Regions from separate parts of the Homo sapiens genome. Here all the other regions are linked to region 3. Evidence: chromatin loops called from intact Hi-C (ENCODE). Cell type or tissue: GM12878. All regions are shown on one strand. Region 1 has its middle 16 kb from the start of MS4A4A. Region 2 overlaps LINC00301 (long intergenic non-protein coding RNA 301). Region 3 has its middle 14 kb from the start of MS4A7.

Evidence for each region. Peaks named below come from ENCODE experiments on the same cell type or tissue, not always from the same donor. Only the 100,000 strongest peaks of a DNase experiment are listed, where the experiment ranks them.
Region 1: a loop joins it to region 3, with 6 times the contacts of the local background. A loop is called at or near these places in 5 of 110 quality-filtered maps.
Region 2: it touches region 3 in a loop (3-fold over the local background); 6 of 110 quality-filtered maps call a loop at or near these places.

What each region holds. Positions count from the first base shown.
Region 1 is chr11:60,260,826-60,268,825 of GRCh38, reverse strand. No RefSeq gene overlaps it. Among named protein-coding and RNA genes, the nearest start is that of MS4A4A, 16 kb to the left of the region's middle. In GM12878, a CTCF peak has its summit at 3,023 (motif pointing left); a DNase peak (open chromatin) is centred at 2,995.
Region 2 is chr11:60,630,912-60,638,911 of GRCh38, reverse strand. The region is part of intron 3 of LINC00301 (long intergenic non-protein coding RNA 301); the gene reads right to left. The region is part of intron 4 of LOC105369321 (a long non-coding RNA gene); the gene reads left to right. Among named protein-coding and RNA genes, the nearest start is that of LINC00301, 19 kb to the right of the region's middle. RefSeq lists an enhancer at 4,841-4,940. In GM12878, CTCF peaks have their summits at 4,544 (motif pointing right) and 5,121; DNase peaks (open chromatin) are centred at 4,991 and 6,851; H3K27ac peaks cover 1,040 bases.
Region 3 is chr11:60,360,297-60,368,296 of GRCh38, reverse strand. No RefSeq gene overlaps it. Among named protein-coding and RNA genes, the nearest start is that of MS4A7, 14 kb to the left of the region's middle. RefSeq lists enhancers at 184-690, 4,312-4,411, 4,502-4,581. In GM12878, a CTCF peak has its summit at 4,636 (motif pointing left); DNase peaks (open chromatin) are centred at 1,066 and 4,606; H3K4me3 peaks cover 656 bases; H3K27ac peaks cover 2,168 bases.

The sequences.
Region 1 (8,000 bases), 99 kb after region 3:
CATTGAGATTGGGATAGGGAGAAGAGAAGGCAATGTTGTCTGAGGTGTCTGCGGGGCCTCAATTATAAAAGAACTTGAGGTCTTATTAAGGACTTAGGTTTATTCTGAGTGAAATAGAGGCACTGGAAGATTTTCAGCAAAAGGAACACAGGATCTGACTAGTGTCTTAACAGTATCACTCTGGCTGCTTGCCATGATAAGAACAGACTGAAGGGAGATGAGGGAAGACGTAGGGAGGATAGTGAGGAGGCTCCGACAGTAGTCCAAGAGAGAGGATGGTGGGTTGGGTTGTTGGGATGCAGCGTTGCTTCTCACTAAAATCCTGGGAGGTTGGTACCTACACTTGTCTTTCAAACTGCATGTCACAAGGGTTTGGTGTACAGATTATTTATTTAAAAACTATACATGTACCCTGAACATAAAATAAAAGTTTTAAAAAAAGAAAGCTACAGAAAACATCAGGAAGAGCAGTGGAACACTATCAGAAAAAGAAAATATATTTCATTCCAAAAAAAAAAAATGCCAGCTCTTTTTTCTCTTGGGAGGGCAAAAAAGGGAATGAGCCGACAATATATCTTCTCACCCACTTAGACTTCCAACTTTCCCTATTCATTGTCTCTGTGAGCCAAAGCCAAGTCTCATTTAGTTGTTTCTCTCTGGAGGGGGACCAGGTAGTGTAATAGAAAGACCACAGGGCTAAAAAGCAGCAGGTCTGAGCTCCGGACAATTCAGCCATTTGCCAATTGTGTCACTCTGGGAAAATCTCCACAAATCCCCTATAAATGTGTGACAGTAAAGCAAACCATTCAGGTTTGTTTGGAGAATTAGAGGCTGGAAAGAGAGAAAGGACAAAGCATTGCTTTCCTATTCTCTCTGCATTGACACAGCCTTTGGAAGTAGCTACTTCTTCCACAGTTATACTACAAAGCAGCTCTTCTTACAAGACTTCTGCTCTTTATTGGTCCCCATAATAGTGTGTTCTCTTCTCATACCTTCCTGCTTTTCTTGTCTGTAGTGACCTCCCTTTCCTTCTTCGTTCCCTTAACTCTGCCCAAATTCTGCGAGGTCTTCATAAAAATCCCTTAAATAAGTCACATGGGATGAATTATGTTTCTTGGGGACACTTTTACTGATACCTGAGCCTTCAAAATGACTGAATGTGGGGAGTGAAAGAAAGAGAGGCGTAGGCACCCACCTCCTAGGATTTGAATGAGCAGTGATGCTGTGTTCCAACAACACAACCCACCATCCTCTCTCTGGGACTACTGCCGGAGCCTCCTCGCTACTCTCCCCACATCTTCCCTCGCCTCCCTTCAGTCGGTTCTTACCAAGACAGGCAGCCAGAGTGGTCCTGTTAAGATGCAAGTTAGATCCTGTCTTCCCTTTGCTGAAAATCTTCCAATGCCTCCTACCTCACTCAAAATAAGCCGTATCTCCTTAATAAGTCGCTTTATAATCCAGCCCCCCAGAAATCTCAGACAACATTGCCTTCTCCTCTCCCTATTCCAGTCTCAATGTGTCTCCAGACGTACTGTTTCCTCAGAAGCATGGAACGTGCTCACCTCAAGACCTCTGCTCTTACCACTTGTTGGTCCAGATAACTGCTAGGGATTTGTATTATCAGGTTCAAGAAAATAAATGCGTGGTTCCACTCATTATCTCAGCATTATTATTTCAGAAGAATAGTTCACACATATTATTAGATTAAATTTTATTCACCTAAATTGCGTTTGAGAAAATTTCTTTATTATCCATTTTGAGTAACGAGTGGGAATCCTAGGAGGTGCTCGAGCAACACCAGGTGGTTACTGCCATGAAAAGGGATGTGAGTCCCTCTGGGGAGGCAGGACTGGAAAAATCTGAGGAGTAGTCAGTGAATTTCTATACTGTGTAAAATAAAGGGAAAGAGAAACAAAACAAAAACTCCAAAAATGGTACTGGCCCAACCATGATGGGAATGGGTATTAGAGAAACGTTCAGAAGTCCTAACTTTATTTCACTTCTTTTAATCCTCTCTCCACCCAGCTTTCACCGATCCACTCTATGGCATTGGAAAATAAATGCTTGGTTCATTTCCATCAGTCAGCTTCACTAGAAACTACTAGGTTGGTTCATTCACTTTCAAAGTCACTTCTAGATCCATGAAACCATATGAGTCATCCTAAAATCTCTCATGGACATATTTCCTTAATGTGTGATCTATAAGTCCAACACCATGAGGGAGGCTCTCAGGGTCGGGCTGGTTCAGGTTATTTCCCTTATGAGAGGCCAGTGGCTGTTCCACCAAGAAGGGAAGAAGCCAGGCACAGATGTTGCCACCTGGCCACTCATCCCGAAGCCTTCCCAAACCCTCACCTTCTGCAATAAGATCCATGTTCCAAAAAGCAGAGAGGAGGGCATGGTAATGTCTCTGGTGTGCCATTTATAACCCAGATTTTTCAGAATATGAGACCAGGTGAGATGTGCAGTCTCAACCTCTCCCTCTAGCTGTATCCACACCCTCCTCCATCATGCATGTGCTCACATTTTACAGAATGTGGGGAAAGACAGGAGAAGGGAGAGGAGAGTAGAGTAAATAACAATTAGATAAAATCTAAAATATGTTTTTCAGTTCACCAGAGTGCAGAGAATGGGGTGGGAGTGGACAAAAAAGTGGTATAAAGTTAGGATGGTACAAAAAGCACCCTTTGAAATTAAAGCACTTTAATACTATCTTGAAAATCAACTTGTGATGTTTTGAAAATTCATTCTCAGGTATCCTCACTAACACCTTTCAATATAAGTAATAATATCTAAATAATACCTACAAAATTTAGCAGATGAAAAAGCTAAGGGTCAGAGGGATGACTTGCTGTATCTACTAGATTCCCAGAGAATATGGGATAGAAATGGGACCCAACCCAGCGCTAGTATACAAGACCAGAGCTGGGAGTTGACTTTTCATAAGGTCTTCCCAGAAGACACCAGATTAGGTAGGAATTCAAATTAGGTAGGACAATTTCTTGTCCACTGCCTCCCTCTTGTGGCTCAATTAAATATGACACCTCAATGTCAAAATGAAGGGGATAATAGGAAAAACAGAAAAACTGGGTTATACATTCATTACCTTCATGACTCACGTGAATCACTTTCTTTCCCTGGGCCACAGACTTCTCATATTTCAGTGTAGAAAGATTTCCACGTCTCTTCTAACTCTGATGTTCTATTTTTATAAGATGTAAATCAGGTCTCTTATATACAGCCCAGTCTAAGCAAAGCATCTCAATATTGTAAGAACTGCCTGTGTGCATGTGTGTGCGTGTGTGTGCATGCATGTGTGTGTGGAAAGAGATGACAACAATTGAGACTACAGAGCAAGTATTAAGAGAACTGTTTGTATTTCTGGACTCCTGAAAATTGTGCACCACCTTCTACATGTCTTTGTGGTCAGTGGTGAACAGGCCATACCATGAGTGCTAGGAGAATTTTCCTGATGCCAGGATTTGAGCTTACCATTGCTCATTTACCCTAATTTCTTCCCAAAGATATGTTACTTTTGGGAAAGAAACTGGGGAAAGATTGAAAAGTAAATCCTAGCTTGCATTCCTGGGACAAATAGTCCCCGAGAGATATATAACTTTAAGCTTGGTTCTGAACTGAGATCATTGTCTCCTCTAGTAACCTGAAGCAGCATCAAGACATCACATCCTACTCTCTGTCCTTACAATAAAAGGCCTCAGTTTAGTATCCCGAAGTCCAACTTGGCCCTACCCTCCAGACACAGATATGAAGATGTAAAGAGAAGGCCAAAGCTTATGGAATAAATCCTACTCAGAAGAGAAGATAGGCACAGGGCCAGGTTCTATGCATTCTGGCTCAATACCAGCGGTAGAATTTAAAAAGCCTTTAGTTGCATCTGGAGAACTCCAGGTTCGTCTAGAGCAGTAGCTCTTAAAATGTGGTTCCCAGAGTAGTAGCATCAGTATCACCTGACATTGTGGTTGACATGCAAATACCCTACCCCAGACCTATTGAATCAGACAGTCTCGGTGTGCATTCTGTGTTTTAAGAAGCCCTCCAGATTTTGATACACACTCAAGTTTGATATCTACAGGCTTATAGCAGTAATTGGCAACATTGACTATACGGTAGAATCCGCTAAAGAGCTACAAAAAATTTTGACTCTCCAACCATAATCCATATTAATTAAATCAGAATACCTGGTAATGGGGCTCATGTGTTAGTACGTGTTAAAGTTTCCCAAGTTATCCCAATGCTCAGACAAGATTGAGATCCATTGCTCTAGAGGCAAAGGCAGACTTCTTGGAGAGTCTTTTGCTTCTGTCTCCATCCTTTCAGCTAACTAGTAGAAGGGCCCAGGCCTTTCTCACATTAACTTCTGTTAAGCAAGTTCTAGTCCCATCTCAGGTTTGTGCAGGTGATTTGTTTTTAAACATAAGCTTGGGACTTTAATTTTACCTGATTAAATTTGATCTGTATTCCAACGCTCATGTTCCAGACTTTTGGGTTGTATCTTCAATCTGGACACTCTCGTTTTATAAATTATACTTCTTGTTTTTGGATCATTTGCAAATAGGATCAGCAACTAAATTCTTGATGAAAATATTAAGTGGTTGAAGATCCAACCAAGAGACTCCACAAAGGATGACATTAACACCCCCTGCATAGGATTTCTACCAGATGACAATCCATATAACTGGTTATTCAGGGCATGGTAGGCAGCCATAGTCCTGATTCTCTGGTTTTCCATATTTAGGGTCAACCCTGAGCCATTTGGCTGAGACCAGCTGGGCCTGGGTGTCATCTGATCACCTTTGTTACAGGATCAGTCCCGAGCCTGTGCACTGAGGCCTCTTCAGTACTTCTTCTGAACTAATAATACAAGGTTCCAAATGTCAGATATAGGAGAAACCGAGTGTTGGAGTTATCTGGGCCTGGGTTTTTAAAATACAAGTAAGGACAAAGGATGTCAAGATGTATAACTCTGATGTTCAGTCTTCGGCTTCAGTCTTCCTCACTTGACTGTCACTCTAGCCCTGAAGCAAATATACCAATGCCATGCCATGAAATTGCCTCATGGGCATAATTGTTGTACATTCCGACTAAACACAATAAGAAGACGGCAGGGCTTGAGTTTCACCACCAGCCCCCAGATGACCGCATAACAGCTATCACATAGTCTTACTGAACTAAAGTACCTGGGAACTTGAACTCCAAGCTCTTGGTGCTGATCCTGTGAAAAGTGCAATGTTGCATGTCCTGTCCCAGCTTCCTCTTTTCCAGGGACTTTCATATCTTAACTGTTCCTCTTGTGGTGCTCTCAGAGCTTTTCTCCACCAACCACTTTTTTTTTCTTTTTGCATTTCAAAACACATCACTTTTCGTTTATTTCATTATACAAATTATTTGCTTTCAAATCCATTTTTTCATGCATAAGTGCATGGCCATTTCTATTTCTTTAGTTAAATTGTCTGGTCCTGCACTTCATCCATTTATATTTTTTCTATGATTACTATGTGGGCATTCTATTCTCATTTTCTTGCCATTCAGTCTTTTTTAACACAACGCATCACTTGTATTAGTTATTGTATACTCCATTTTAATTTCTGATAGTACTGTCTTTACTTCAACATTAGTCTTTATTAAAATACTTTTGGCTAGTCATACTCATTCCACATGGACATAAAGAACATTAAGTCAATTTCCACAAGAGATTTATTTGAAAGTATATTATATTACGTCCGAAAAAAATGTGGAATAACTGACAACCAGAAATAAGTCAATACAGTCAAGTCTCTGTCTATGTTTCTAAATAAAAGGCGTATGTCTTTCCTCATAAAAATTCTTCATGTTTCCACTTAAGTGAATTACTGAACACTTTATATTTTTGTTTTAGTATGACCAAAATATATTCACTTTAGGCATTTAATCTGGTTATTAACAATTAAAAGTCTATAAATATTCATTGGGCTTGAAATTAATCTTATTTTGGTAACAAATATTTGTATTACTTACCTCTAGCTTTATTGATTAGTTAATGTGGGCTGGATTTTTTGTTTTAAGTTAGTGAGGTTTTGGGATGAATATTTGGTCAATTGTTGCCAATGTACCAAGGGTTCTTAAAAAGCATGCTTTCTTTAGTGTTGATTCATTCAAGTATTTTGTAATTCAAATCATCTTTTTTGGCTTACATTCCTCAAAACTTACATATGTTAAAAATTCTCATGAGTACTGTGTTTTTGTTAGTTTCTCACACTCCTAGGCATTTTTTTATTAGTAGAATATTATATGTTATTTGATCATAAGATTCTAAACAACATATCATTATAAATGCCCTCCTTTGTCATACCTGAGAATTTTCCTTAGAACTTTTATTGCCTAATATTAATATTCTATCCCATGTCTTATTGTTTTGGATTTTCTGACCTTCATTTGCCTTTCCGTACCCTTACATTCACTACTGTAATAGGAACTTTTGGAATAGAAATGGGATTTTGTCACTGTGCTGCTTGAATCTTTCTGTGTCTGCACATTGACTGCATGACAAAGCCCAATGTCTCCAGTAAGCATTTGAAGTCCTGTGAATTCCACATTTTGCACGTCCAGGATCTTACCTCTCACCCAAATGAAACTGTCACTTCTCCCACTGTGACAGAATCATAACAAAGTGTTTGCAGTTCCCCCCAGTAAGCCAAACTGTTTCAGGGCTCTAGCCTCTGTGCGCACTGATTCCCCTACCTAGAATGCATATGGCTGCAAGCACCTGCTCTTCTTTGAAAGCATTATTTGAATGTTAATTTTCAATGAATCCTCCTCTTCCCAAGGGAAATTTTAGCCAACACATCTGAACTTTTTGTGCTCTCGTGATGCTCCCTATGTACTGTGTTCAAGGGCAGGGACATTATCTTCTACAGGTATTACTGATCTCTTGCATAGGTCTGCATGGGCCAGATACTTAATAAATATTGGCTGAATAAAATAACTGTGAGTGGTAGCTCATTTGGAATAGGAACCTAGGATAACTTTAGACTGGTGAGAACAAAATGGCAGCCCTGTTCACATATACAGAGGCTGGCACTTAGGAGTCCCTCCTGTGTGAAGCAGAGAATTGTTGCTGTAGCAAACCTGTTTTCAAAAACCTCTTCATTCATGAAAAGAGAGTAATAACAACAGGGAAAATTATGTGAATTTGGAACAAGAGCAAAATAAGACAATGTAGCAATAGTAGACAGTGTAATTACTTGATATGAATGTTAGGCAGTGTATTAATGTATTTCTTTTGCACCGTAAGGTCCAAAATAGTAGCATTGAATGCCACAGCCTATGAGGTATTCATCAAGATTTGTCAATTTAGTATCGGTTTCCTACAGCTTAGAAAAACTGTTTGTCTGAGTACCCATAAGGAGCCTAAATTCCTGGTGGGAGGGGATCTTATCTTTTTTACTTGGTGGTGCCAGTGTTTTTCATATATTAGTCAAGAGAAGAAAGATTTTTATTGCCTCTCTCCAACTCATTTTTCCATTCCTGTCCCCATTGTTGGAAACACATGCTCAGTGTCACAAAAAAGAACTAGCGCTGAAACAAAGGACAAAGGGTCTCTCAGCAAGGCAAATTTACTTCTGCAGAAGGGTGTGTCTCGCATATGGAGCAATGGCGAGAGCACACAGAACAAAGGAAAGCAGGGGTTTTATTATCTCTAATGCAGCTTCTGCTTCTGTGTGTTTCCTCTATTGGCTAGGGTTGGACAGCACAGTCTAACTAGTCGTGACTGGCTAAACATTTAAACTTTCTTAGATAAGGTAGACATGTAAGGAAGGTGAGAAGAGAGAGACGAGGGGTCATTTACGGGGACATTAGGAAGGTAACCTATTCCCTAATAAGGAAAGGAATGTGGACTGGGGTTGTAGCAAGTTCAGGCATGCCTAGGTTCAGACAAGTTGGGGTGCAGCAAAGGCAAGGGGGTATGTGGAATTATAGGATAGAGAACAGGGAAACTGGAT
Region 2 (8,000 bases), 270 kb before region 3:
TGAGTACTATGTTGAATAGGAGTAGTGAAAGTGGGCATTCTTGTCTTGCTCCAGTTATGAAGGGGAATGCTTTTAATTTTTTCCCATTCAGTATGATGTTGGCTGTGGGTTTGTCACATATAGCTTTTATTATTATTTAATTTTTTTTTTTGAGACAAGGTTTCTCTCCCTTCGCCCAGGCTGGAGTGCAGTGGCGTGCTCTCAGCTCACTGCAGCCTCTGCCTCCTGGGTTCAAGTGATTCTCCTGCCTCAGCCTCCCGAGTAGCTGGGAGCTCAACTCCCGAGTAGCTGGGAGTACAGAAACCTGGCTAATTTTTTATTTTTAGTAAAGATAAAAATTAGCCAGGTTTGGTGGAGGGGGTTTCACCATGTTGGCCACGCTGGTCTCTAACTCTTGACCTCAAGTGATCTGCCTGCCTCAGCCTCCCAAAGTGCTGGGATTACAGGCTTAAGCCACTGCGCCCAACCTCTTTTATTATTTTGAGGTATGTTTCTTCTATGCCTAGTTTGTTGAGGGTTTTTTATCATGAAGAGATGCTGAATTTTATCAAATGCTTTTTCTGTGCCCTTTGAGTCTATCATATAGTTTTTGTTTTAAGTTCTTTTTATGTGGTGAATTACATTTATTGACTTGCATATGTTAAACTATCATTGTGTCCCTGGGATGAAATCCACCTGATCTTGGTGAATTAATTTTTTGGTGTGCTGTTGGATTCAGTTTGCTAGTATTTTGTTGAGGATTTTCACATTTAATTTTATCAGGGATTTAGGTCTGTAGTTTTCCTTTTTTTGTTGTGTCCTTTCCTGGCTTTGGTATCAGGGTGCTACCGGCTTTGTAGAATGAGTAAGAGAGAATTCCCTTTTTCTTAGTTTTTTGGGATATTTTAAGTATGTCAGTTATTTGAAGGTCTGGTAGAATTTGGCTGTGAATCTGTCTTGCCCTGGGCTCTTTTTTTGTTCTTGTTGGGAGATTTTTTAAAATTACCGATTCAATCTCAGTACTTATTATTGGTTTGTTCAGGATTTCTATTTCTTCTTGATTCAAGCTTGGGGATTGCATGTTTCCCAGAAATTGTCAATTTCCTCTAGATTTTCTAGTTTGTGTGCATAGAAATGTTCGTAGAAGTCTTGGATGATCTTCTGTATTTCCGTCTAATCACTTGTAATGTCTCTATTTTCATTTCTGATTGAGCTTATTTGAATCCTCTCTATTCTTTTTTTTTTTTTTTTTTTTGAGGCGGAGTCTTGCTCTGTCCCCCAGGCTGTAGTGCAGTGGCGCGATCTCGGCTCACTGCAAGCTCCGCCTCCCGGGTTCACGCCATTCTCCTGCCTCAGCCTCTCGAGTAGCTGGGACTACAGGCGCCCGCCACCACGCCCGGCTAATTGTTTTTTTTTTTTTTTTTTTTTTGTATTTTTAGTAGAGACGGGGTTTCACCATGTTAGCCAGGATGGTCTCGATCTCCTGACCTCGTGATCCGCCCGTCTTGGCCTCCCAAAGTGCTGGGATTACAGGCGTGAGCCACAGCGCCCGGCCTTCTTTTCTTGGTTAATCTAGATATTTGTCTGTCAATTTTGTTTATCTTTTCAAAGAATCAGCTTTTCATTTCATTGATCCTTTGTATTTTTTTTTTTTTTTAGTTTCAATTTCATTATTCTACTCTGATCTTAGTGATTTCTTTTATTCTAGCTTTGGTTTTGGTTTGCTCTTATTTTTCTAGTTCCTTCAGGCATGTTTCTAGGCTCTCAATTTGTGATCTTTCTGTCTTTTTGATGTAGACATTTAGGACTACAAACTTCCATCTTTTTTTTTTTTTTTTTTTTTTTGAGATGGAGTCTAGCTCTGTTACCCAGGCTGGAGTGCAGTGGCACAATCTCGGCTCACTGCAACCACCACCTCCCCGATTCAAGCGGTTCTTCTGCCTCAGCTTCCTGAGTAGCTGGGACTACAGATGCCCACCACCACGCCCAGCTAACTTTTGTATTCTTAGTAGAGATGGGGTTTCACCATGTTGGCCAGGCTAGTCTTGAACTCCTGACCTCAAATGATTCACCTGCCTTGGCCTCCCGAAATGCTGGGATTACAGGTGTGAGCCACTGTGCCTGGCCCAAACTTCCCTGTTAGCACTACTTTTGTGATATCCTAGAGATTTTGATAACTTGTGCCATTGTTATCAATAATTTCAAAAAATTTTTAAATTTCCATTTTTATTTCATCATTGATCCAAAGCTCATTCAGGTGCAGGTTGTTTAATTTCCATGTATTTGTATGATTTTGAGAGTCATCTTGGAATTGATTTCTAGTTTTATTTTGCTGTGGTCTGAGAAGATATGTAATATAATTTCAACCTTTTAAAAATTATTGAAGCTTTTTTGTGGCCTATCATGTGATGTATCTTGGAAAATATTCCATGTGCTGATGAGAAGAATGTATATTATGCAATTTTTTTTGCTAGAATGTTCTGTAAATGTCTGTTAGGTCCAGTGTTTCTTTGTTGACTTTCTGCCTTGATGATCTGCTTAGTGCTGCCAGTGGACTGTTGAAGTCCCCCACTATTATTATATTGGTGTCTTCTCTTTTCTTAGATCTAGTAGTTTTATGAATCTGGTAACTCTGATATTACGTGCATATATATTTGGTATTTTTATATCGTTGGGTCTATAAGACTCTTTACTAGTCTCTTGAAGGCAGTAGATATTTGGATTGTGTTTTCAAAATCCATTCCACCATTGATATCTTTCAAGTGGGGCATTTATATCATTTACATTCAAAGTTGATATTGATATGTAAGGTACTGTTCCAGTCATCATGTTGATTGTTACCTAGTTGCTTTTATTTTCCATTGTGCTACTGTTTTTTAATCCCTGTGAGTTTTATACTTTTAAGTGTTTTTATACTGGTGCATATGGATATTTCGTTTTGATGTTTAGAACTCTTTTGAGTATTTTTTGCAAGACTGATCTAATGGTGGCAAATTCCCTTAGTGTTTGCTTATCTGGGAAGGACTTCATTTATGAATCAGTTTTGCAAGATACAAAGTTCTTGGCTGACAGTTATTTTGTTTAAGAAGACTAAAGCTAGGACCCCAATTCCTTCTGGATTGTCAGGTTTCTACTGAAAAATCTGCTGTTAGTCTGATAGATTTTTCTTTTTAAGTTATTTGATGCTTTTGTCTCACTATTCTTAGAATTCTTTCTTCATGTTGCCTTTAGGTAGCTTGATGACTATATGCCTTCCTAATGTCCTTTCTGCAATGCATCTTCCAGAAGTTCTTGAGATTTTGAATCTGGATGTCTAAGTCTCTGGCAAGACTAGGGAAGTTTTCCTTAATTATTCTCTCAAAAATAGGTTTCCAAACTTTTTGCTTTTTCTTCTTCTTTCTCAGGAATATCTATGAGTAATATCTATGATTCTTTTTTTTCTTTTTTCTTTCTTTTGAGACAGAGTCTCACCCTGTCACCCAGGCTGGAGTGCAGTGGCATGATCTTGGCTCACTGCAACCTCCACTTCCTGGGTTTAAGTGATTCTTGTGCCTCAGCCTCCCAAGTAGCTGGGTTTATAGGCACATGCCACCATGCCTTGCTAATTTTTGTATATTTTGTAGAGACTGGGTTTTGCCATGTTGCCCAAGCTGGCCTCAAAGTCCTGAGCTCAAGCAATCTGCATGCCTTGGCCTCCCAAAGTGCTGGGATTACAGATGTGAGCCACTGAGCCTGGCCAGGAATATCTATGATTCTTAGGTTTGGACCTTTTGCATAATCCCATATTTTTTGGAAACTTTGTTTATTTATTTTTGTATGATTGAATTAATTCAAAAGCCATGTCTTCAAGCTCTGAAATGATTTTTTTCTGCTTGGTACAGTTTATTGTTAATACTTTCCACTGCATTTTGTAATTCCCTAAATTAGTCTTTCATTTGTAGATGTTCTGTTTTATTTAAAAAAGTATTTATCTCTTTGGAAAATTTTTCATTCTTATCCTGAATTTATTTTTGATTTCTTTTTGTTAGATTTAAAATTTTTCTTGGATCTCATTGAGCAACTTTACAATCAATATTTTGAATTCTTTATCTGGTATTTCAAATATTTCATTTTGGTTTGGATCCACTGCTGAAGAGTTAATATGATCCTTTCAGGGTGTTGCAAGGTTCTGCTTTTCTATATTGCCAGAATTATTTTTCTGGCTTCTTCTCATCTGGATAGACTATTTCTTTTCATTATTTTTGAATTTATTTTTTGATTGGACTAAGTTTTCTTTTTATACCTTGAGGATGTGACAATAATGTACAGTTTATGATGACCTAACTTCAGCTCTGGGTGGTGCTTTCAGTGGCAAAGACACTGTATGAGTTCCTTGGTTATAGAGAATCTTTATATTATAGCTTTCTCAGATGTTGCTCATAGTAGTGATGTACTGGGTGTATGAGCAGGCTTATTGTCTCCTTTGGGGTCAGAATGGCAGAGTTCTCAGGAAACTTATCTTGTTCCCCAGTGGTGTGCATTCCATTTTTTTTTTTTTAAACTGGGTTGAGCAGTTTAGCCTTCAGGCCAGCAGGAGGCACCTGTGGGTAAGAATTGGCTGTGGCTGAAGCAGGTGGGTATATTCAATACCCCATTGGTGAGCAAAAGCCCTATCCCTGATGAGGCAGCTGGGGGAGCTCCTGGTGAAATTCACTGACGCCTTTGCAGTGGGGGGACGGAAACAGCCACTTTATTTCCAGTACCAGGCCAGGAGGAAAGTGATCAAACTCCCTGTCACACCCTTGTCCTAGTACTCTGGATATTCAGATCAGACAGGGACCTCGTCCATCTGCAGAAATGCTGATGTTTCTTGTATAGAGGGAGTGGGACTCCACTCCTCATGCAATCCTGAACCCAGAGGGCACACCTCCTATGGTGATGCTGTCACCTCAGAATGTTCCATAAAAGCCTTCTACAGGTGCACCCTTGCCAAGCTCCCATGGGAGAAGCTCTGGTGGTGTCTTCAGTGGTGGGTGAGAGAGATAAAAAGTCCCTTTATGCAAAATGGTGAGAGGTATGAAAAGTCCCTTTATAAGCACCAGGGCTATTCAACTGCTAGGGCAGAACCAGTCTTCCCCTACTAAGCCCAAGACTGCACCCGTGCCTTTGTTGAAGGAGGTGCAGGTGCTTCCTGCCCACAGTGGGAAGATCTGGGACACAGAAAAGCCCACATTCTAGTTTCTTTTGTTCCCCAGAGTGCTCCCTTGATGTGGTACACTCCTCCTTCCCCCAGGAGTGGCAGTCTTGGAGAGCAAGACTACTGTGAATCCTGATGCTCCTCTGGCTCTAGCCATCACCTCGCGGGTCTGCCGCAATCCAGGCTGATGCTGGGAAATGTCAGCAAGTGATCTGGGGATGTGAAGACACAAGGGTTGAAAGTCCCATAGCAGAACAATGTCCCATAATGATTGCACATCCAGTATGGCACTTGCTTCTATAGCTCAGGTCTAGGGGGAAAGGAAGGAACATGCACAAGCTGGTAGCCCAGTGTAATGCCCTTAAGAAGCCCCCAAATCACAGGCCAATCCAATACTTGGGCTTACAAGTCCAAATAAGCTCTCCTTGAGTTTGGATACCAGCAGGCTGCCACAAGGCCTACAGAGGCTGAAAGCATTCCATTCACTTTCCACAGAATGCTCTGTCTCTTGGGGTTTAAGCTCTACCAGCTTCTTGTTTCTTTCTTTTTTTGTGTATCATAGATTTTTCCAGTGAACTCTCCAAAAAGCTCCAGCACTCTCCCCTTAATACTCCATTTGCGCTGTGATCATCCAAGTGTAATTTTGGTTTTTCCTTCCCAGAATTTGTCACTGATAATCTCTAGTCAGCCATCTGGAGAAGCTCTCGGATGCTTCAGGCTATGGAGTGGTCTGTGAGATGTGCAGTAGCCTGGACTCCACTCTTATGCTCCAGAGGTGATGTTGAGTGGAGCTGGACCAGGCTGACCCATCCTATGGTTTCCCAGTGGCAGGTTCAAGTACCAGCTCTAATGATGGTGGCACGGGAGTGGCTTACACTCTGTAAGATTTCCTTGGTTGTAAATAGCCTTGGCATTGTGGCTTTCTCCATTGTTAGATGTAGTAGTAATGTGTTGGGCATGTGAATGGGCTCAAGGCCTCCTGAGTAGCTTTGGTGGTGCAGTCAATAGTGTTAGCTGAGATCATGCAAAAGCCTTTTTCTTCTTGAGTGCTGTTATTGTGCCATCAGATATTGTAGTGGGCTAGGCCAGTTGACCTCTGGCCAGGATGTGGTGCGTGCAGTAGAGAGCCAGCTGCAGTGGCAGCTGTGGAATTTATGCTTGGTCTATATTACCCAGGGTAAATACTCAGATATCCTAGGCAATGGGTGAGCCCATGGAACTCTCAAAAATTCCTGTCCATGTTCTGCTACCAAAGCGAGTGGAAGGGCAAAGCCAGGTGAGGGTTGGATCAGGCAAGTCAGTGCTCTAGCTCCTCAAGTGTGGGTACAAATGGTGGCCCTGATGGGGGTCAGAGGGCAGCTCCCTGGCCACTGGGACAATGATGCGGGGAGGGGTACAACCACTTTTGCTGCACAAAAGTGTCTGTATGGGGAAAAGGGGTAGCAGGTGGCAGTAAGACCCACCCAACTCCCATGCCTTTGGCACAGTAGGTCTCACATACACAAACTTCTGCTGGCAGAAAGCTGAAACAGCCAGCTGAGTTCCAGACAGTTCATGCTCAGAATGCAAAACTTCCCAACCAAGACAGAAACAGAAGGATGTGGCCTGAAAGCCACATCCTTCCCAATATGACCTGCAAAACAGGGGCGCCTAATTTTGGACCTGTAGCAAGAGCATGCTTTCTTCTTGCCTCTTGGTTCTGGCCTTGAGATTATTGAGATTACATCTCATTCTTACTTGAGATGAGATCACACATCTCAGTTTGGAGCTTCTCTCAACCTATGACCACTGCCTGAGTTAGCTGGCAAGTTTCTGAAAGATTCCCTGTGAGTTAGGATCAGGAATGCCTTCTTTCTGTCCCCACTGACATCTGGGAGTTCATGCAAAGCACATCCTGATGCCATTCCTTTTCATATACTCCCCACTACTCACCAAATTAGCTCCAGCTCCTGGTAGGGTCAAGTCACTCCCTCATGGCCTGGATTGCACAGCTCCCAAGTGGGAATTTGTATCATGGAGACAGTCTGTCTCCCTTTCATGTTCTCAAGACTCATAGTTTTCCAACGGACTCATAGTGCAAGTTGCTGTCTGCCACTCCTTTCAAGGTATTCAAAGTTTGTTTCAGTGTTTCTGTTGAGTTCCTGTGCTCCTTCTTGGATAAAAGTTCATAGCATGAATCTACACACTATATTGCTCTTATCAAGTGGGTGCAATGTGCTAACAAAGACTCCAATCTATCATTTTGAAAAACAAACAAAAAATAGATAACTTGTTTTAAGAAGTGATGAGACGATGTTGAAGATGAAACATGCAGACCATCCACATCAATTAACAAGAAAAAAAAGTTCATCTTGTTCATGCCCTAATTGAAGAGGACCCATGATTAACAGTTGGAACAATAGCCAGCACCATAGATATCTCAATTGGTTCTGCTTACACAATTCTGGCTGAAAAATTAAAGTTGAGCAAACTTTCCGCTTGATAGGTCCCCAAACTGTTGTGCCTAGATCAGCTGCATACAAAAGAAGAACTTTCAATAAAAATTTTAAACAAGAGGAATCAAGATCCTGAAGCATTTCTTGGAATAATTTTAATAGGGGGTGAAACATGGCTTTTCCAGTATGATCCTGAAGACAATGCACAGTCAAAGTAATGGCTACCAAGAGGTGGAAGTGGTCCAGTCATAGCAAGTTTGAATCAGTCAAAACCAAATATTATGGTAACAGTTCTTTGGTATGCTCAAGGCATTTTGCTTGTTGACTTTCTGGAGGGCCAAGGAACAGTAACACCTGCTTATTATAAGAGTGTTTTGAGAAAGTTAGCTAAAGTTTTAGCAGAAAAATGC
Region 3 (8,000 bases):
TGGAAGCTTGGGCCATGCTGTGAGTGTTATAGCTCTATTGGAAGCCGTGGATGACGGAAGAGAACTGTGGAACCTGGTGACTAGTGTTCAGCCTGATTAGGACGAACCCGGGCACTTAGCCGTGCAGGAACAATAGCGAGCCTTTAGGGGCAATGGGCGCCTCGCTGGATCAGGAGCGCAGGGGACACCCTGCCAGATCCGGAGGGGTAGAAGTCAGCGGTGGTTCTGCGACGGCGGCAAACTGCAGTGGTGGACGCAAGCGATAGCTCTGCTCCAGCCAGAACAAACACGGACCAGAAGAGCAATCAGTTGCAAGATTTAATAGAATGAAAACAGAGCTCCCTTACAAGGGAGGGGACTCAAAGGGGGTTGCCGCTCCCTGCTCGAATGCCTGGGTTTATATCCCGATCATTGTCCCTCCCACTGTGCTCTCAGGCAATATATGATTTGACTATTTCTTTACTTCCTGCTGTTAGCCTAATTTGTATTTTAGTGAGCCCTCTTTACTACCTGATTGGTCGTGTATGAGCTGAGTTACAAGACCTGTGTTTAAAGGTGGGTACCGTCACCTTCTCCAGCTAGGCTTAGGAATTCTTAGTTGGCCTAGGAAATCCAGCTAGTCCTGTCTCTCAAAATGATACCTTTATGACTTGAACAAATTTCTAAGTATTTTCTTAAACCAGATGGTAGCAGAGAATGGGAATGAAACAACTTTGCCATCTTTTTGTTGATATTACTAAAACGCATTTGGAAACATTTTATTTTTCATTTTTACACATACACACACTCCTATATCATATAAAATTTTAGTGGCATTTAGAAAACAAAATGTATTGCTCAAGTTTTTTCTTTAATTTTGGTTAGCAACTAATTTTGAGTATAAAAGGAAAATATTTTTAGGAAACAAATCAAAACTGAATGTTTTTTCTCACTGCAGCTGATTCAGTTGACCGAAACTGGTAAGTGATTATAAACAACAGGACTTGTTTTAAACAACTCACTTTCCCAGCCTAAAGACTGAAGACTGCTAGTCTTCAGTCTTCAATTTGCATAACTATTATGAAACCTCTTTCTATTCAGTTTGAAAAAACCCCTGAATTTCCCCCAGCTGGTGAATACTTAATGAATTTCCCCACAGGGAAAGAGCCACGGGGCTCTTTCCTTACTGGGCACATACACAAACACATAAACTCAGCTTTTCAATTTATATTCTATTTATAGCTCTAGTGATCTTTAATTTGTTCTTTAACACAAGTGTAAGATCTTGTCAGAAAATGGGATTCAGATTTTACCAACATCTGACCCAATACACATGTGATTTGAGATTCTTTTTAATTGATACATGATCTTTGTACATATTTATGGGGTATATATAATATTTTGTTACATGCATAGAATGTGTAATGATCAAGTCAGGGTATTTAGATTATTAACGTTGGTTAAAATTTTAAAAATAATGTTGGTTAAAATTTAAAAAAATTCCATCCTGGCTAACATGGGTGAAACCCCGTCTCTACTAAAAACACACACAAAAAATTAGCCGGGCACGGTGGCGGGTGCCTTTAGTCCCAGCTACTCTGGAGGCTGAGGCAGGAGAATGGCCTGAACCCGGGAGGCGGAGCTTGCAGTAAGCCGAGACCGCGCCACTACACTCCAGCTTGGGCGACACAGCGAGACTCCGTCTCAAAAAAAAAAAAATTTTTTTTTGAAAAATTATTTTATTGATACAAAATGCCTTCCTCTTTAAGTGGTGTTCAGATAAAATCTTTTCATCACTGAATCCGATATGAAACCGCCTTTGCAAAATTATGACTGAGACAGTGAAAGACATTTAACTTAACTGACTCCATTTTGCTTCTAACCTCCAAGCTGTCCTTGTTCATTCCTGGGAGTAGGCTGAACTAACTTTGGGAGAAACTTAGTTTATAGTTTACAGTTTAAACAAAGACAGTAACAGCCCTTTCCCAAAGCAGACCTCTTTCTTGCCTGGGGACTAGATTACTTTTGTAGGACTAACATTAGACACAAGATTAGAAATTATGGTTTAGGAGTCATGCAGCTGGAGGCTACAAGATTCTGACCCTTCCTAAACTGCTCCTAAGAGCAGTGCTTGAGATATTTTGCAGACCCCGATGGATTAGCTGGCACCACCCAGATCAATAAACTGGCTCATCTGATCTTGTGGCCCCCACCTAGGAACTGACTCAGCACAAAAAAGCAGTTTCAGGGTGGGTGAGGTGGCTCATGTTTATAATCCCAGCACTTTGGGAGGCCGAGGTGGGTAGATCACCTGAGGTCAGGAGTTTGAGACCAGCCTGGTGATTCTCCTGCCTCAGCCTTCTGAGTAGCTGGGATTACACGCGCCTACTACCATGCCCAGCTAATTTTTTTATTTTTAGTAAAGACAGGGTTTCACCATGTTGGCCAGGCTGATCACGAACTCCTGAACTCAGGCGATTCGTCCGCCACGGCCTCCCAAAGTGCTGGGATTACAGGCATGAGCCACCGTGCCTGGCCCCACAACTGTTCTTTCTAAGATCCTCAGTAGGGCTAGCTCTCCCCTGCTGCTTGTTTGAAATCTAAGATGTTACTACTGTCAGCTAATAGAAGAGTTCCTCAGTCACTTTAGTAATTAAAATATAGATTTATGCAAAAATCAAAATCCAACTGTCATTCATATTAAAATTTCTTCTTTTCCTCAGTTTGGCCTGCTTTAGGCAGGGCAGCTGACATGTAAAGTGGGGGTCAGTGCTATTTCTTCTCTAACTCTTCACCCTGAGGATTGCTAAGAGGGATTCCTGATCCTCACAGAGTCAGGGGCAGGAATGAGGAGAGAGGAACAGAAAAAGTCTCTCTCGATTGGCCGTTTCCCAACTCGATGTCAGTGCTATGCAGGCTGGTGGATGTTGAATGCATCTGTGGTTCCATCACTGGGATTCCTTGGCTGGGCTTCCTCTCAGTATCCTCATGGACTTAGCTGGCAGCTGACGATTATCCTATGTCCTGTCCCTGGATGTCCATCAGAAAATCTCCAGCCTCATTCTCTTCAAGGTCTCCTTGCTCCCTCCTGATTTCTTTTCAGAGCAAGCTCTAAGACCATCCATGTAGAATCTCTTTCACACAGCATACAGGTGGAAGTGCAGACCACCCCCACACAATCTACTCCTCTTGCTTAATTGTGCCACCATGAGAGCCACTCTAGGGTGGCTAGATGATTCCTGCCTCTTGGTCTTCATGCCCTTTTGTAGTTATTTCCCTGTAAATATAGGCAGGATCTGTGACTTGCTTTGAATAACCAGAATCCTGCAAAGGTGACAGGATGTATGTGATTTTGGGTATGTGATTATATGATCATGTCACAGAAGACTGTAAACTCTGTCTTACTGGTGTCTCATTCTCACCATTGTTGGCCTTGAGAAACCAATTTGTCATGTTGCAGTCTTGATATGGTAAGAGAGTATAAGCAGCCCTTAGGAATTGAGAGTGGTCTCTAGCCAATATCCTACAAAGACCTCGAGCCAACACCTGGCAAGAAATGAGACCATTTATCCTACAACTGCAAGGAACTGAATTCTAGCAATAACATTGTAAGCTTGGAAGTGGATCCTTCTCTAGTCAAACCTCATTTGAGGCCTCATCCCTGCCAATACCTTAAATGGAACTTGGTGAGACCTTGAAGCAAAGAACTCAGTTAAGTCATGCCCAGAGTCCCGACCTGTGAGGTAACAGGTGTGCTGTGTTAAACCTCTACGTTTGGGTGATTTATTATATAGCAATAGATAAAAACACTGGCTATAGAGTAGACAGTCCAGGTCTTAGCATTCTTTGGTTTCTCCTGGTGTGTTGGACTCAAGTTTCTCATTTTCCCTAAACTGCAGAGGATCTACAACATGATCCCCATGCGGTCCCATTCCAGCCTCTCTCTCTGAGCTGGAGATGAGGGGGAGGTTCCTCCTTCCTTCTCCTATAGTGACAGGAGGGAGGAAACCACACAAAACATCAACAATGTCCTTCTAACGAAATTCTCCAGTACAGTTTCCAAATGACATTCTGTTTCTAATGAAATCCTCTTCCTTCAGTCTTACTCAATTTCTTACTCTTTTACTCAATCTTTAATGTTTTATAATCTGGTTGAGAAAACCATGTTTGGCTCTTTTTTCTTAATTTCTACTTGGGTGAATGGGGTTTTATTGTGTAAATTAGGAGCGATTGTCATCTCTATGGCAAAACAAGAACGGGTGGTGGGTGTGGTCTCTTCAGGTGCAGACAATGAGGAGAAGCATGGTCTGTAGAAAATTTTACAACAATAACAAACTGCCATATGCTTTTTAGCATCCATTTTTAAACAATTCTAAACAGTATTGGTAACAGAATACTGCTCTCAGGAGCAACAACAACGAAAAAGATCTAAATTCTACCTGAATAATTACCTGCTCCGGGGGCTGACTCCTCCTTCTGTCCTGCCCCTTGGCACAATTCTGTGTCATCTCTTGTCTTCGGGCCACAGATGAAACTGAACAGAATGCCTCTCCTGTCTATGCTCTGTTATATATCTAGAGGGACAATTTAGCCTCTAGCTTTACACTGCCACATAGGGCTGAATTATACAGAAAAAGTAGTTCCTCAGGACACTTTGCTGCCATCTGCTGGGCAATTGTGAAAAGTACACAAAAAGTGGTTGGAGCCTCAGAGTTGCATAGCTTTCCCCCAGCACACACTTATGTAAGGGTGTTTTGTGTGTGTGCATGTGTTTGTGTAAATGCATGTGCCCCCAGCTATAAGAAAGCATATGGACCATTTAACACTATCGAAGATATGAAGAATCGAGTGCATAATTCCCTCCACATCTTACCATTTTCTTTGGTCTAGCAAGAGTGGTACCAGGAAGCCACTTGAGTGGTCTTGAGGATTCTAGGTGTGCCTGTGGGCAAGTGTTGGAGGGAGGAAGTGAGGAGGGTGTCTGGCTATGGAAGGGTGGTCTAGCTCTATCATCTAGCTCTGGTGTCTGGCTATGGAAGGGTAGTCTAGCTCTATCATCTAGCTCTATCATCTAGGGAAGCGAGGCAGGGAAAGATGGAAGAGGAAGGAAAGGAAGCTCTTAAGTCTTGATGAGATTACATTGTCAGGCTTTGTTCTAAGTGCTGGATATATATATTTTCTCATCCTGTCACCATGGGGTACTATTACATTTAACTATCTTCATTCTGAAAAGAGAGAGGAAGACCCCAAAAAGTTAAGGAAGTTGCTCAAGATATTTTTTTGTGTGTTTGAAGAAGTAAATAGGCTTCTGGGCAGAGTGCTCATACGTCTGGTCTGCTGGGTTGGATATCAGTGACCTTTCTGAGCCTACGCTGACCCTGAGTTTCAGGATCTGTAAGTGGCCCTAAGCTCCAAGACCAGACTTGCCCGCACCAGCAGGCTCTCTACCTTGGCTTTTGAAGCTGCGGCAGAAACAAATGCAGATGGCCAATTGTTATTTTCAGTGAGTGAACGTGGGGGCTTCCTTTGCTTCTGTCCTTAGAAATAAAAATAAATCTTCCAAGCCAGCTGCAACTCTGCCACCATACTTACTCTGACGACTGCAGTAGAATGTCAGCAACAGGTCATTGCAGGAACCTGAAACTTAGGTCTTTGTTTCCAAAGTTTGGGAAACACTCATGGTGTCTGAACATGGGGTGAGAAGGGAAAGGAAAACTGGGTTGTTTATAACTGTTGGGAAACAAAAATGTGCTATGTTTTCATGAGGTTTCTCTTCAATTGCTTTCCATTTGTTTGAGAAGAAATCTACTGCTTGGTTAATATGAAGTATCTCTTAGGCAGAAAGTTTTCCTTCCCATCGTTCTGGAGGGTATAGTTCCTTTGCACTTTATGACTCACACCTGACATTTTGTCCTGAAAAGAGTACTCACTGTTGTCTGAGGGGGCTACAGTGAAACACACAAAAAAGGAGGAAGGCAAGAAGGTCAAATGAGGAAAAACAACTATAAATATTTGCCACTCAGGGACTTTTATACATTTCAGAGCTGTATAAAAATGGTACATTAAATAATAATAAAATAACTTTGAGGTTCATAGGAGACTTATATTTTCTTCTTTTTCTTTTCTGTATTCCTTCTGAAAGAATCAGATATATAGAAAGGTGAGATGATAAATGACTCAGAATAATTTATAATGTTTATATGCTAATTCCAAAACTTTATACACATAGATAAAAATGCAGAAAATAATAAAACAGGTATCTACATATTTCCCCCAGTGATTCAAGTGATATTATCATTTTACATGATTATTTAGATTCACTTTTTTCCTCTCTACAGAAATAAAATGCTGCAGGTAGCCCCAAAGCTCTCCCTGTCTCCTCCTCCCCCTCCCTCCTTCCCCAGAGGTAGCCACAGTTAGGAGGGAACTTCATCTGTCTCCAGCCTCACATTTCCTTCCAGCAGAACTTCCTATAGAGAAACACACCTGTTTCTTTCCTCTCCTTAACCTGGTTCTCTTCAGGGAAGGAGGAATGCTGCACAAAGTTGCAGAGTTTGGAAGGAGGGCTTGGGCTTGTGTGGCTCAGCCCATCTGTGTTTCTTCATTTGTTTTGGAGACAGTCTGCCTGCTAGAAACCACTATCATCTGTTCTTCCCTTCCCTTGCTAGGGTTTGGAGGTGCCTCCTCTTATGGGGGAGGCCTGGGGTGACCCAGCTCTGCCAGTGACTGGTTGGACACATCAATTGAATTTCATTTGGCCTTGAACTGAAGGAATGCTTTTCCTTCAGCATATCAGGAATAAAGTGGTATTTTGGTTTTTCACCTGAGCATTTGCTGTATCTTATTTTGCAAGTCACTGTAAATATGGGACTAGAAGAAAGGGGTATTATTTATATTCCTAGTCCCTTAGTTCTCCTAAAAACATATGTTCAAAGACTAGGAACTTTGAAAAATAAATTAAAGCAAGTACTTGGGGAGATTGATGCATCTGACAGCGCCAGGAGGTAGACAATCGTAGGCAGACAGGGGCAGGAGTCCGGTGAACACCACCTTTAACCCAAAGAGAGTTTAAAGCCTGAAAGCCAAGCTACAAGTCTCAGATAAATCTGAGGCTGGATGGAGAACCTCTCTTCCCATTTGGCATGCTTTTCTCTGATTGGTCCCCACCCTTCACCACCCTTCCCCTGTTTTACATGTACCTACACTTCCATAATTGGCCTTTTACATTGTCATGCCCACTTTTGAGTGGTGTCTTTGTTTTAGCCTTTTCTGCATACTCACAAACTAATCAGCCTGCACTCCTCCATTCTGAGCCCATAAAAGCCTGGGACTCAGCCACATGGGAACTGCCCACCTCTGGGTGAGAGAGACCACCTGACTTTGGGTGGGGGACCATCCTTGTAACCCCCTCTCTGCTGAGAGTTGTTTTGTCACTTAATAAAATTCTTCCCCACCCTCCTCACCCTTCAATTGTCAACATAACCTCATTCTTCTTGAACGTGGGACAATAACTCAGGACCCACTGAATGTGAGTACAAAAAAAGCTGTAACACTGTGGCCCTTTCCCCTTCGCCAGTGGAGGGCAGCCACCCCATGCAACAGGAAGTAGCAGCAGGACCGAGCTAGCCCCAGAGCCATGGGCAGGATTAGGGCAATGGGACTGACAGAGCTGTTAACATGCCGCTGTTCACTGGGCTGCAGATGGCAGAACTAAAAGAGCTATTAGAATGTGGCAACACCCCCTCTGGGGCTTCAGGGATATGGGCATCCCTGCCTGGGTACCACCATGTTCCTCTTGTCTGAATGCCAGAGTCCACTGCGGGAGTTGCTTGTGACATGCCTGGTCCAGCTGCAAGCCCTGCACAGAGCCCACTCCTGTGCCGGTGATTGAAATAGCTGGCCCAACCCCACACTTGCTTACTCACACACCCCCTCCCACCAGAGGCTTATTGCACAGTTGCAGTGGCCATGGGATCTGTGCTGGAGTGCAAGACAGGTGTGGCCTGCCAGGCTGAGTAGAT